Linked DNA regions of Homo sapiens: region 2 is linked to region 1. A link is a loop called in an ENCODE intact Hi-C map of the cell type or tissue named here. Cell type or tissue: GM12878. All regions are shown on one strand.

The links. Peaks named below come from ENCODE experiments on the same cell type or tissue, not always from the same donor. Only the 100,000 strongest peaks of a DNase experiment are listed, where the experiment ranks them.
Region 2: a loop joins it to region 1, with 4 times the contacts of the local background. A loop is called at or near these places in 4 of 110 quality-filtered maps.

The regions. Positions count from the first base shown.
Region 1 is chr10:9,738,125-9,746,124 of GRCh38, forward strand. The region is part of intron 3 of LINC02663 (long intergenic non-protein coding RNA 2663); the gene reads right to left. Among named protein-coding and RNA genes, the nearest start is that of LINC02663, 140 kb to the right of the region's middle. In GM12878, no CTCF peak of the experiment used is centred here; no DNase peak of the experiment used is centred here.
Region 2 is chr10:9,339,114-9,347,113 of GRCh38, forward strand. No RefSeq gene overlaps it. Among named protein-coding and RNA genes, the nearest start is that of LINC00709, 68 kb to the left of the region's middle. RefSeq lists an enhancer at 3,745-4,261. In GM12878, a CTCF peak has its summit at 3,945 (motif pointing right); no DNase peak of the experiment used is centred here.

The DNA of each region.
Region 1 (8,000 bases):
CGAAACAACTGTGCTCCTGTGTCCTTAATATAATTGTTTTAGTCTGCTTTCTGTCACTGTAACAGAGTACCACAAACCGAATAATGTACAAAGAAAATAAATTTATTTCTTATAGTTCTGGAGGCTGAGAAGTCCAGCATCAAGGGCCTGCATCTGGTGAGGGCTTTCTTGCTGGAATATAACATACATGGTGGAGGGCCTCACATGGTAAGAGGGAAAGAGTATGCCAGCTCAGGTCTCTCTCCTTTTTCTTATAAAGCCACTAGTCCCATCACGAGGCCATAACCTGATGACTTTATCTAATCATAATTACCTCCCAAAGGCCCCACCTCCAAATACTATCAACATATTAATTTTGGGATTAAGTTTCTAACACGTGAAATTTTGGAGACTTATTCAAACCTCCTATTTTTTTTTTAACTTTCAACCTACAACACTCACAGCATGGAGCAGTGGAAAACCTTGTGTGGTATTACCTTTAGGTTAGTAAAAGACAATTCTATTTAACATATATTGTGAAAAAAAACACATGTGGAGTATCTTCTTGTCTTCTTCTTATGGCCTAATTTTTACCTTATTTTAAACATACATAAAGTTGTATAAGCCAGAAACCAGGTGGTATCTTAAAAGAGGTCTATAGTTCACATCCATTTCTGTTTAATGTCATCAAGTTCTATTGATTCTCTCTCTTAAATAGGGCTTAATCTGCTCACCTTCCATGCATATATAACCAGCTCCAAATCCAAACTCCATCATTTCTCCTGTGGACCACTACAATGGACTTTAAATAAATCTACTAAAATATAACATTCATCTTGCAGCAAGAACACTAAACATATCCAGAATATTTAAAATATAGTATAGCATAGATATATACCAATCAGAAATAAGGCCAGCCATAAATTACTGGTACAACTGTACTAGAATATACCAACACTGGCTATGATCATATAATTCAAGTCTCTATATAATCTTGCATTTATGGAATAAGTCCATAGTTACAGAAAATTTTGGTGTAAGCGTTTTCTCAGAATTATTATTCTGATAGGCAAAATGATTGGGACCAGAAGGAGAATTACAATTGATATCTATCATACTTATTTGTTAACATGTGTAGTCTAGGGTCCCCCAATACTCATTTCACATATGGCAGAGACTCCCTCAGTCTTGTTAAGCACTGTAATTTCATTTCCTATAGTGGTACCCGATACTTAGTAAAGCCAAGTAAATAATGAATTACTAAATCAATGGCTGACTGAATGAATAAATACATGATTATATGGAGGAAGGTTAAAGTTTAATACAATTAAAATCAACAGTATCAACAAATCAATAATCTCGCTCTTAGCTATCATTTTATTCTCATCTCCCACCAATTTTCCTGTATTTCAGTGTCTTAAACTTGTTCACTTTCTACTAAACTCAATGGCTTTACAAGCACTGTTTCTTCTAAATAAATTATAACTTCCTCCTTATTTGACTGGCTAACCCCTAATCACTTCTGCATCTCAGTTTAAATGGCCCTTTATGTTCTTAACTCAATTCAGTTCCTTTATTTCCCTATACCTTACCTTTTGCATATTTATCACAATTATATTCAAATACTTTTTTGTGTAATTGCTTTAATAGCTATTACCTATCAGGCAGTAAGCCCTGTTTACCTATCAGACAGTAAGCATGTTTACCTCAGCCACAAGACAGTGCCTTGCAATAAGAGGGTCTCAATAAGCATTTATTGAAAAAAATACATTAATTTAAATGTAAATTAACATTTTCAAAATAAGTTAGTATCATTTCTATACTGACAATGTCTCATAGAAATTAAAACATTTTATAAATCTACATTTTTTAGGTTTTCCATTTTGGGCAAAAATTAGAAAGGAAAATTATTGCAGGAATTTTTCTAGTATAGAGAACATTAGGTATTTGTTAACATATCTGTGTGTGTGTGTGTGTGTGTGTGTGTGTGTAAATTAACTGAATATATTATTAGTCTGGTAAGAAAATGAGGGAGATCTTTGGAGGTCAGATATTATAAAAATGCATATATCCATGAAAGAACACAAGCACTGAAGTTTTGTTTTCAAGGAGGCGACAAATAATCTTTACATGTGCATGAGATAGGAGAAAATCCCTGGAACCTCATGCAAGGTGGGAATAAACCAGAGAATCACACACAGACCCAAAATAACTGAAAAGCAACAATTTTAATAGGAGAACTAGGAAAAAGCTGTCTCTGGATGCAGAAATTTGGGGAATGTTTAACTGACTTTTCTTCAGAAAGAAGAAAAAACTTTCGGATTTCTATGAGGGCTATGGCTAATATTTATACTACTACATGTGCTAAAAATCTCTATTACAAAAATTTCAATTGACTTTGTCTGAATTGGTAGTAATCCATGAACTTGACAAATATATGGACCATGGAATTGGCAAATACAAATTTCCTGGGAAATATCATGTGAATCTAGAGCACAAACACACAATTCCAAAGAGTCTAAGTTCAGATTTTTAAAAATCTGTATGTAGCAAATAAGGAAACAATTCATTATGAACAGGAATGAGCTGAAACTAAATACCATAGTAAATGGTGTGCTACAACCAAAGTTATTAGAAGTAATACATACAATATATAACATAAGCATATTTTAGCATATTTCCTTAAATAAATAAAAACATGGATGTACTACAGGAGAAGAAGATAATATAAAGTTAGGAATCATATTTGAAAAAAACAACTAAAACTATTACAAATTGAAATATTATTACTGAAATTTAAAAACAAATCAATGGATTAATTAACCAGATGAACCCCCACTGGGAGAAGTAATAGGTGGGCTAAAATACAGGACTGAGAAAATTAGAGAGAAGTCAAGAGAGAGAAAAAAAATAGAAAAATATAGAAATTTTGGCTATCAAACTTAGTTATAGTTTCAGAGATGACAGGCTTGTATCAAAATAAACATCCCATATATAACAATTATAAAATGTAGTAGAAATAGAAAATTACAAAAAATTATAAAAATAACTGGAGGCTGCTCTGCCTATTGAGTAGCCATTCTTTTATTCCTTTTCTTTAGTATTGAACTTGATTTCACACACACACACACACACACACACGCACACAGACACACACACGAAACCTGAAAGGTGACCATAACTATGCAAAAGTGAAAGGAAAATTGGCCTCTTAAACAAGAATGGCATTGTTCTATAATTTTTCCACTGAGGCCACTTCTGGTCTGCACTTCTCAAGGTGTTACCTCCAGCAAAGAGTTGGAGTCCTTTTTCTAAATTTAAATATCAAAAGAACAGAGATCAGAATTACTAGAGACATCTGAAATTGAGGGAGAAAATCTTGAGAAGAATCCCCATAGGGAAACCTCTAAAACTGGCAAACAAACCACTCTCAAATCCTTGGGTGTTTCCTAAACTTTACAAGTATTGCGGTAATCCAAGTAGGAGAGCAATAACCAAAAAAAATGACAAAACTCAGCACCTATAAAACTGCTGTTTACCACAAAAGACAGAAATTTGAGTTAGTTAGAGGGGTAAGTAAACACCTTGAACTTTCAGATAGAATTCCTAAAAGGCCTTGTTTTAGGAGTAAGTCTATGTCTTTGGAATAAGGTAAAAGTGATCTGACATAATGGAATGTAAATCCAAACTTCGAGAAATGATCAACCTGTAATTTAAATGTCCACAAGAAGCAAAATGGTAGCTTTGAGAAGATAAAAATGGAATCCCACCCAAATCTCATCATGAATTGTAGTTCCCATAATCCCCACATGTAGTGGGAGGAACCTAGTGGGAGGTAATTGAATCATGGGAGTGATTTCCCCCATACTATAATAGTAATAACGAATAAGTTCTCACAAGAGCTGATGGTTTTAAAAGTGGCTTCCCCCTTCACTCAGCTCTCAATCTTCTCCTTCCTGCCTCCCCTTCCACCATTATTGTAAGTTTCCTGAGGCCTCCCCAACCAAGCTGAACTGTGAGTAAATTAAACCTCTTTCATTTATAAGTTACTCAGTCGTGGGTATGTCTTTATTAGCAGTGTGAGGACAGACTAATGCAATATTTAACCACGTATCATATACAAGGTCAAGTATATCAATCAGAAATAGCTGAATAAAGATGCAAACAATAGAAATATAACACAAGATAAAGAGAACAAGTAGTCAATAGAAACAGACCAAAAGATGATAGTAATGTTGAAAATAAGAAATGAAAACTAAAACATGAAAAGATAATCAAAATGAGTTAAATTTCTCAGCAGAGATTCAAATATTTAAAAAATAAAAATTATAGATGTGAAAAATACGGTATTTGATATGACAGTATTAACAGCAGATGGAGAAGAAAAAAATCTAAGATAAACACAAGTTTTACAATCTGAATAACAGAAGTGGAACAGGAACTTAAACTCTAATACAATAACAGAATATCAAATGCTCTAACATCAATTTAATTTGAGTCTCAGAAGAAGAATAAAGAAACAAGGGAACATAAAATAGTATTTGAAGCAATAATGGCTTAATGTATTCATGCAACATCAACTTGCAGATCTCAAAAGTTCAGCAAACCAACAAAAGATAATATCATTAAAATCACATGTAATATCATTAAAATCACACGTACCTATATAGCTTACAATAAAGTTCAAGAAAAACCTTTAAAGCAACCAGAATGTTAGGGTAGGAAAAACACATTTTATATAGAGAGAAATAATGGTACAAATTAAAGCTTCCTTTTCCTCACAGACATTGGATGCCATACAACAATAGGTAAAATCTCAAAGTATTGAAGAAAAAAAATTACAACTGTTATCCAAGAAATTTATCCAGGAAATAATAAAAGATACCTTTTACAAGTGGAAATGTAACTAAATGTTTTAAAATAATTTAAAAATAATTTTTTTAATTTTTTAAAATTTTCTAAAATTATTTTTTAGAATTATTTTATTTTAATTATTATCCTTTAAGTTCTAGGGTACATGTGCACAACGTGCAGGTTTGTTACATATGCATGCATGTGCCATGTTGGTGTGCTGCACCCATTAACTCATCATTTACATTACGTATATCTCCTAATGCTATCGTTGCCCCCTACCCCCACCCCATGACAAGCCCCAGTGTATGATGTTCCCCTTCCTGTGTCCAAGAATAATTTTAATAAAAAATGGATAAGATGGTACAGAGTTCCCACATACCCTGTCACCTAGTTTTCCCTATTATTAACATTTTATATATTATGGTCCATATAAAATCCACTGCGGTACATATAATACAACTAATGATGCAATGTTGATAGATTATTACTAAAGTCCACACATTACCCAGATTTTTAAAGTATTTACCTACCAAGAGCCAATCAAGGATACCAGATTATATTTAGTTGCCATGTCTCCTTAGACATTATTTTCTTGGCTGTGACACTTTCTCGGAATTTTGTTTTTAATGATAGACAATTTTAAGGAGTATTGATCAGTTGTTGTAGGATGCCCCCTGTTGAAATTTGTCTAGTGTTTTCTCTCACATGTTTCTCAGTTTTGAGAAAGAGGAATGAAGAGGTAAAGAGCCATTTTTAATCACATCATAGAGTTACACTCTTTAAACATAGTTTATTACTGTTGAAATTGACTGTAGCAACCTGACAGAGATCCTTTTTATCAAGTTTTGGTTTCCTGCTTGCCAGCTGCTCTCTTTGTCAGGAAGTCACTATGTAGTACAGCTCTCACTAAAGGAATGGGGAAGCAGGCTGCCCCTCCTTGAGTGTATATGCCTACATAAATTAGTTGGAATTCTGATGTTGTGAGACTTGTGTCTTCTTCATTTGTTTCTAAGCTTATTTACATGAGCATGGACTGAGGGATATTTATTTTATAGCTTGTGTTATAATCTAATACTATTTCATGTTTTGCTGAAACTATTTTGGCTTTGGCTAATGGGAGCTCTTCAGTTGGTCCCTATGTCTCTTTCACATAGCCTTATCAATGTGGAGTTTTTATTCGTTTGTTGTGAACACTTCCAGTTACTTAGTTGTTCAATTCAAGTATAGGAGTATAAGAGTAGAGCAGTATCAGAACTATTAACCTGTATTCTCATGGAAAACTTTACCGACTAGAATGCAGTCTTTATATACAGTTTATTTTGCCATTAGTTTTATAAGCTCAATTAATTATTTTTACTATAACTTTTATTTTAGGTTCAGGGGTCCATGTACAGGTTTTTTATCTAGGTAAATTGTGTGTCATGGGGATTTGGTGTATAGATTAATAAGTTATCCAGGTAATAAGTGTAATAATTTCTTAGTAACATAAGGTCAGCACTTTTTCCCCCACCCCCTTCAGTGAGATGGCTTCATACATTAGTAATAAAGTTAGATTCTCTTACCACAGCCTGTGCTCTTTTCAGGGATACCTGACCTCGTAATTTTTTTTTAATTTTACGGTTTACATACAACAATGTACATATTTGTCCTGTAATATTCTACGGGTTGAGACAATTGCAGTGTCATTTATCCACCATTGCCATATCATAAGGAATAGTGTCACTTTCCTAAAAGTTTCCTATAATTCACCTATACAACTCTCTCCCACTCATCCCCCAAAACCTGTGGAAGATGCTGAACTTTTTACTGTCTGTATAGTTTTACCTGTTTTACAATGTCATAAAAATGAAATCTTACAGTATGTAGACTTTTAACACTGTCTTCTTTAACCCAAGCAATTTGCATTTAAGGTACAGTCATGTTTTTTCCCAGCTTGATAGCTCACTTCTTTTGATCACTGAATAATATTCCCTTGTTTAAATATACCACAGTTTACCTATTCACCTTCTGAAAGACATCCTCGTTGTTTGTAGGTTTAGTTATTATAAATAAAACTATAATTTATGGTAATAAACCATCAGGTGAGATTCTTGGGTGGACATAATTTATCAACTCAGTTGAGTCCAATTACGGAATCATGTGGTATATTAGTTTATTCTCATGCTGCTATGAAGAAATACCTGAGACTGGGTAATTTATAAAGGAAAGACGCTTAATTGACTCACAGTCACACCTGGCTGGGGAGGCCTTAGGAAACTTACAATCATGGCAGAAGGCAAAGGAGAAGCAGGCACCTTCTTCATGGGAGGGCAGGACAAAGTGAGTGCAAACAGTGGAAATGCCAGATGCTAATAAAACCATCAGATCTTGTGAGACACACTCATTATCACAAGAACAGCTTTGGGGAAATTGCCCCCATAATCCAATTAATGCCATCTGGTCCCACCCTTGACACATGGGGATTATTACAATTCAAAGTGAGATATGGGTGAGGACACAGAGGAAAACCATATCATATGGTAAGGCTATGGGCTATGTTTGTTTTGGAAGAAAATGTTAACTCTTTCACAGTGACTGTGTCACTTTGCATTTCCACCAGCAATGAGTAAGGTTTCCCTCTTCTCATCACTCCCCACCATTTAGTTTTGTCAATGTTTTGGATTTTAGCCGTTCTAACAGGTGTGTAGTGATGTTTTAGTTTTTAAATTTGCAATTCACTAATGACATAGGATATGGTGCATCCTTTCATATGGTTATTAGTGATCTATCTTATTTGTTGGGATATCTGTTCATATCTTTTGCTTGTTTTTTAATTAGATTGTTCATTTTTAATTGTTTAGTTCTAATAGTTCTTTATACACTTTGAACACAAATCCTATATCATATTTATTTTGTAAATATTTTCTTCCAGTCTGTGGCTTATCTTTTGGTTATCTTAACGGTGACTCTTACATAAAAGTTTTTAATTTTAATTAAGTCCCACTAGTCAATTTATTTCTTAGTGACACACATTTGTATAATGTTCTTAATTCTGTGACATCTATTGAAGGGTTATCAAGTATAAACTATTTCATGGTAACTCTTTCTCTGATAAAACTTTATTTATTATCTAGAAATTACTGTTTGATTTTTAACTGTTTATCCAAAATGAAGGTATCTTTAAATAA
Region 2 (8,000 bases), 400 kb before region 1:
AGATGTGTAGATATGTGGAAGATGGATAAGTAGATGAATGGAGCTAGGGTCTGAATGTTTATGTCCCTCACAAATATACATGTTGCAATCTAATCATCAATGTCATGGTATTAGGAGGTGCATCATTGGGAAGTGATACGGTCATGAGGGCAGAATCATCATGATTGGGGTTAGTATTCTTATAAAAAATACTGCAGAAGCTCCTTTTCCCCTTCTACCATATGAGGTCACACAGAGAGAAGGTTCCATCTGTGAACTAGGAAGCAAACCTTCACCAGATGCCAAATCTGTTGACTCCTTGATCTTAGATAGTCCAGCCTCCAGAACTATGAGAAATAAAGTTCTGTTGTTTATAAGATACCTAGTTTATGGTATTTTGTTATAGTAGCCTAAATAGATTAAGACAGATGGGTAGAGAAATAGAAATAGAGATATAGAACAATGATAGATAGATAGATAGATAGATAGATAGATAGATAGATAGATAGACAGACAAACATAGAGAGAGAGAGACACAGAGAGATTGATAGATATTGAAAGAAATTGGCTTACATGATTGTGAGAGTTGCCTAGGCGAGTCCAAAATTTATATAGCAGGCAATTACCATGGATAAGACAGAGACACTTGGGGAGGAGATGAAGCTATTATCCACTAATGGAATTCCTTCTTCCTCAGGGAAGTATCAGTTCTGCAAATAAGGCTTCCTTCGAGGAGGACCAAGACAACTAAACACAATCACCAGCCTCAAAAAAGCTTATCTTCCAAGGGGGATAGAGCAAAGGACTCAACAATTAAAACAGGATGTGGTGAGTGTCATGGCAGAGATAAGCCTGGCATGCAACAGAAACACTGAGAATGGGTAACTAAATTTGGCCTGAGTCTGCACTTCTTGGAGGAATCCATATACAGTATTCCCCCCTTCTTTTAGTTCCCTTTGTGTTGCTAAAAAGGAACACTGGCACTGGGTAATTTATACAGAGGCTTATTTTGACTCATGGTTCTATAGAGTATATAAGAAGCCTGGGGCCAGCATCCGCCTGGGTGACAGAGAGAGACTGTCTCAAAAAAAAAAAAAAAACAGAAACGAAAGAAGAAAGAAATTCTGCTGTGTGACATAAATAGAACAAAATAATTAACAGTAATAATAACAATATTGTTAAGCTCTAAATAATGTAAGGAAACTCAACAGCACAAAAGAAGGGTCTACAAAATAACCAGAACCACTAGCTGCTATTGAAGATCCATGACAGAATGTGCAAATCATTCAAGAGAAGCCACTAAAATGATTTGCTGGCTTTAGAGTAAAGAAGACAAAACACTAATAAATCCTTTCAATAGATTCAAAAATAATTTGTAATTTACAACTGTTTCTGTTGAAAACTGTTAGACTTGGGATAATGGATACTTTCTTAATGACATATGTTAGAAAACAGCAGCAAAAATAATAATAATGACAGGTTTCCAATACAATCAGAAATAAAAAATAGTAGAGGAGGAAGAGAAAAAAAGTCTCTATATTTAGACTTAAAAAGGCATGACAATCAATAGAAAAATAATGAAAAATTATAGATGAGTTTGAGTGTGACTGGATGCCAGAATAACATACAGAAATTAATGATTCTCAATGTATTAGTGATCGCAATTTTGTAAAAATAAAAGAAATAAGATTCCTTTCTCAAAATACACAAAATATCTAGGATTAAACCTAGGAAGAAAAGAATACAGTTTAAAGAAAGAAAGCTATAACATTTTACTGATAGATTAAAAAAGTAATTTAAGAACAAGAAACACTGTTTCTGAGTGAAAGTTTTAACATTGTAAACAGTATTGAAGCTTTTCATTAGGAACACAACAGGGTGGCTAGTTAATAATAACTGAATTGTATATTTTAAAATAAAGAGCATAATTGGATTGTTTGTAACTCAAAGGATAAATCCTTGATGGGTACCCCATTCTCCATGAAGTGCTTATTTCATATTTTATACCTATATCCAAACATCCAATGTATCACACAAATATATACATCTACTATGTACCCACAAAAATTAAAACAGAGACATATCAACCTTTGAAAAAAAAAGAGAGAAAAGTTTCCATATTACAAAGAGCAAATTTCCTTTAAAATTAATCCATATATTCAATCTAACCACAATCAAAATCTCTAAGGGATATTTGAAATGAAATTTTACAGGTTGATTCTGCAGTTCAATCTGGAATGATAATATGTAAATAAATATCAGATGAATTAAACTTAAAAATGAAACCATTTATTAGACAGAAAATATTAGAACATAAAATGTATCTTTGCCATATTGCATTAGAAAATTCCTCCCTAAATAAGACACTAAATCCAGAAGCCATAAAGACTAATGACAGATAGGACTACGTATAAATATGAAACATCTCCATAAATGGGTTTTGAGGCCCAAAGACATGTAGGAAGATTTGTTGGCTATTTAATATGTAAAGAGGTGGCATCCTACTGAGAACCACTCACTTTGGTAGTCCAGGTAGCTAGCAACAGGCACCCCGGCAGACTCCTGTGATTCCAGTTCTTTCTGGTTTCCTGAAGGCTAGTTCTTGGCATCAGGGGTCTCTATTGCCCAGTCATTCTAATGGTTTTGCAAACATCGACTTCTCCATCAAATTCCTTCCTTTTTAACATACCAGGATTATTTCTATTGGTCTGATTGATCCTGATTAATATGAATTTTCTCTGAAGAGAGACAGAGACTCACATTTATCCTATTCTCCATCTCAGCAACTTTATAGGACATGAGTGTCATGCTGATAAATGGCGGTTGAGAGGCTGCACCCTCCACTCTGCTTTTCCTCTTTTTCTCCTAAGCAGGATGGCTAATTCCACCCATACGTTCACTTCCATCTTTATCTCCAGCCCCTTCTCATGACATCACCTTATCACACATAGAATAGTACTCAAAGTCTGTCTAGGTCCGCTCCAGAGCCCTTCCACGGTACAGTTAATTACCTGGCTCTCCCAAAATATTGATCTTAAAATCACTACTTAGCAGAATTCTCACAGTTTATTTTCTGTGATGTGTGTGCTTGATTTTTGTAAGCATTAGCTAATAAGCACATGATTCAAATTACAGTTTTTTCTGATACTTCTTTACTTTTTTTTTTTTTTTTACCTTTGGCTTATAGTTTTACTCTTTTCCATTATTAGGAATTAGGACAGAAAAAGAGACAGGAGAGAGAGAGAAAAAAAAGAAAGAGAGATATGAGAAAGAGAGAGGTAAGAGAGAAGAGAGAGAGGTAATTATTTTCCTTAATTTTTAGATGCCATTTTTGATGGCATGTCACCATTATAAAAAGAGCCCTTTGCTAGACAGAATTCAGAAAACACTCATAGACCTCATTTGATATATCTCTCATCGATAAAGCCTATGTTTCTATTTCACCTCATCAAGAAATCCTAGTAGATTGTAAGCTCATTTCTCATCTTTTATCTTTTTTCCTCCTTCTCCTGCTGGGAAAGCCTTCTAAGTCATTTGAGGATAACAAGTAATAAAAATCTAGTTATTTGATGAAGAACAGTCCATTGGAATGCCAGGCATAGTAGGTCAATAATTACTCAGAAGTAAACAAATTGACTTACTTTCAAACATAGAAGAAGCAAAAGAAAATTTTCTGCAAATTATAAAGAGGGAATATATTATCCTAATTATCCTTCCAAAACATAATGCTGGAAAATAAGTATCTCTTCAGTTGCCATTGTTGGCAATGCAGAAATCTCAAAACAATAGCCTGCATTTTAAACGTGTTCTGTATGTATTATTGATACCTTCCTATTATCTAAAGTACATACGTGAATTATGATATAGAAAGCAAACCTTTTGCCCAACATTAGCTTTTTTTCCCACCTAAAGATAAAAGCCTACAGAATTAAAGGCTATCACATAGCAACCAGCAGAGAGCAGTAGAGAACTTCTCGAGTGCCTGCTGCTAAGCTCTTTGTTTCTGCTGTTTTAACTTTGTGTATAGAACAATCATTGAGCTGTCAGGCTAAATTAGCACAGAAATTCATGGAATCTGTTCAATCCAAACCACCTCCTTTTCCCAAAAATTGTTCTGCAGTTTACTGTAGCACATTAAGTTATGAAAGGGATATTTGCATGTTCTAAATTAATTTGATGGAAAATACGAAAAGGCAAAGAAAAGCAACATGGCCTTTGAAATTGCTTACATTATTCATATGGGAAATTCTTTAGCATAGGATGGTTCTAAGCTATGATCAAGTGGTGCTAACCCAAGCTTTCTTCTTTAGTGACTTGGCATTTAATATTATGTATGTATGTATTTTGGACTAAGCCTCTTCCGATAAAATCAAGTAGAAAATGAAAACCATCCTAACTGACTTCCCTTTAACATAGTTTTGCATTGACTGCATGATATATTTCAGAGTGGTGTTCTAGGTAAGGAGAGGAAAAAAACACAAAAAAGTCAGTCTTAAAAATCCTCAAGTCATTCAAAGACCATGCTGCCCTTGTTCGTATACACATTATTTGCACTGAATCTCCTGTAACACTCTGGTAAGAAATGACTAAAGAAATTTTAAATCCATTTAATTCATTAAATAAAAATAATATCTTATTCTGTCATAATTCTATTCAATTCAATTCCCATCAAATCAATGAAATTAAAGTTATTGTGCTGCTGTTCTGATTAGGCCACAAACTTTTCAGGGTTCTATAATTTTTTTTTTTTTTTAAGATGGAGTTGTGCTCTTTTTGCCCAGGCTGGAGTGCAATGGCACAATCTCGGCTCACTATAACCTCCACCTCCTGGGGTTCAAGTGATTCTCCTGCCTCAGCCTCCTGAGTAGCTGGGACTACAGGCGCATACTACCATGCCCAGCTAATTTTGTATTTTTAGTAGAGATGGGGTTTCACCATGTTGGCCAGGCTGGTCTTGAACTCCTGACCTCCAGTAATCCACCTGCCTTGGCCTCCCAAAGTACTGGGATTACAAGAGCGAGCCACTGCACCCGGCCAGAGTTCTATAATTCTTATGTGTATTATTGAGGGGTAGAGAGAACATTGGCTAAAACATTTGAAAATTGCTTGTGGCTTTGATCTGGATACTTAATGTGGTGTGCTGCTGAAAGTTTTATTGCATCTTGAGATGCTTGAATGTAAGCAACAGAAAACAACTTTAGCCAATTTAGACAATTAATATTTATTTAAAAGAATACTTCATAGCTCATAAAATCTCTGAGAGGCCTGGAGACCTACCTGGTCTTGGAGCACAAGGAGTCAGGAACCGCACCTGCAGGTATACTATAAACTGGTTTCAAGAACACACCTTAGGAATGATATCATAGGCATCAACAATGCGCAGGGTGGAGTGCTGAAAGAGAGCTGCTGTCCTTGCTGTCTACAGAAACCAGCACTACCTTCTTCTACTGCCGCCATCCTTGACAGAACGGATTTGGTACATTTATGCCTCCCTGCACCTCTAGCTTCTGTTTCAAAGACTGAGGTTGGCCTATTGATGACTACAGCCTAGAACATGTTCCCATATCTTCCCTACAGGGGAAGAGGGGGAGTGAACATTTTGACTGACGCTGCCCTGGTGGTTAGTAGGCTTTGCTACCTCAGGTGCTAATTCCTCACAGGTGAAAAGGGTATTCGCATCAGGTGACAGGAGCAATGGCATAGATCTACAACATATACTCCTCAGCAGCTGAAATTCATTTAGCACAGATCTATACATTTCGTACTGGGTTCCAGTAATAATGTAGTTGCTGAGGATACAACCATGAACAGTACAGATCAAGATACTTGCCACTGTGGAGTTTACATTCAGGCAGGGGAGGAAATACTAAAACAAGAGACCACATAAATTAATAAATTATAGAGTTTTGTTGGATAGTTAAAAAATAAATTATAATGATTAAAGTACCTTTAGAGAGAGATGTTGGGGGAGAGAGAGAAGGGAAGGTAGGTGGAAAGATGCTTTCACCTAACCAAACCTATCCCTTATAAAAATAAATCATTCCCTAATCAGGGTCAACTCAAAAGTCTCCTAGGATAGCATAAACAAATCCAAGTTAAGGATTTCTAGTTATGGCCACTTCTTTATTTCAATTATGATTCAGATTCCCTATTCTGTAATGTTATTGGTCCATAGGTCATCATTTTCCTTCAGTAGTTTTTCTTTTTTTTTTTTTTTAGACGGAGTCTTACTCTGTAGCCCAGGCTGGAGTGCAGTGGCACGATCTTGGCTCACTGCAACCTCCACCTCCCAGGCTCAAGAGATTCTTCTGACTCAGCTAGGACTACAGGCATGTGCCACCTCACCCAGCTAATTTTTGTATTTTTAGTAGAGACAGGGTTTCACCGTATTGACCAGGTTGGTCTCAAACTCCTGACCTCAGGTGATCCGCTTGCCTTGGCCTCCCAAAGTGCTGGGTTTATAGGCCTGAGCCACTGCACCCTGCCCCTTCATTAGCTTTTTAATGTCTACAAGATCAGTGGTAATGGTTCCTCTTTGATTTCTAATATTGTAATGCATGTCTTCTCTCTGGCTTTTGTTAGTGTCACTAAAGGTTTAAAAATTTTATTTATCTTTTCATAGAGCAACATTAGGTTTCATTGATTTTCTCTATTGTTTTTCACTCTTTAATTTCATTGATTCTGCTTGAATTTCCATTTGGGCTGCAACTTCAAATATACTTCAAATATACATTCTCTACATTCCAAAAATGGAGGGGTAGGCTATTGATTTTAAACCTTTCTTCTTTTCCAATGCATGCAGTGGATGCTATACATTTCCCTCTAAGCACTGCTTTTGCTGCATCTCACAAATATTGATGTTTTATGTTCATTTTTATTTAGTCCAAATAGTTACAAATTTATCTTGAGATTTCTTTGACCCATGTGTTAGAAGTGTGTTATTGAATATTCAAGTATTAATAGTTTGGGATTTTCCAGCTATCTTTCCGTGATTGTTTTCCAGTTTAATTCCATTGTGGTTTGGGAGCAGACACTGTAGGATTTCTATTGTTTTAAACTTGTTGAGGTGTGTTTTATGGACCAGGATGTGGTCTATCTTGAGGAATGTTAATGTGAACTCAAGAAGAATGTGTGTTCTGCTGATATTGGATACAGTATTCTATAAATATCAACAGATCTAGTTGATTAATAGTGCTGTTCATATCGTACACATCCTTTCTGACTTCTGTCTGCCTGATCTATTATTTAGACAGAGGGTTAAATTCTCCAGCTGTAACAGTGGATTTTCCTGTTTCTCTTTTGAGTTCTGCTAGTCTTTGTCTCATGAATTTTAATATTTGCTCTCTTGTTAAGTGCTTAGAGCTTTAAGACTGTTAAATCTTCTTGGAAAATTGATAACTTTATCACTATGTAATCCTCTCCTTTATCTGCAACCATCTTCCTTGATGTGGCATTTGATTTGTCTGCAAGTCATTTTGCTACTACAGTTTCCCTTTGACTACTGTTAGTGCGATACATCCTTTTTTATCTCTTTAAACCATATATGTCTACATGTCTAAAGCAGACTTCTTGTAGAAAACAAAGAATTAGGGCCTTTAAAAACAATTACTCTGTCTTTTAATCAGTGCACATAGAACATTCACATTTGAAGTGATTATTGATATACTTGGGCCAATATCTACTATGTTTGTAACTGTTTTCTATTTATGTGCTTGTTCTTTGTTTCTATTTTTGTCTTCTCTTTTTCTGCATTCTTTGATTTTAATTGACCATTTTATATGATTCCATTGTCTCATGTATTTGTTCATGTATTTGCTCTGTCGTTAAGTGTTTAGAGCTTTAAGATGGTTGAATCTTCTTGGAAAATTGATGACTTTATCACTATATAGTTTCTCCTTTCTCAACATATTAATTACGCCTCTTTGAAACAATTTTTTAGTTGTTGATCTAGAGTTTGCAATATACATCTATAACTAATCTAAGTCAAATATCTCTATCCTATTTCATGGGTAATGTCAGCA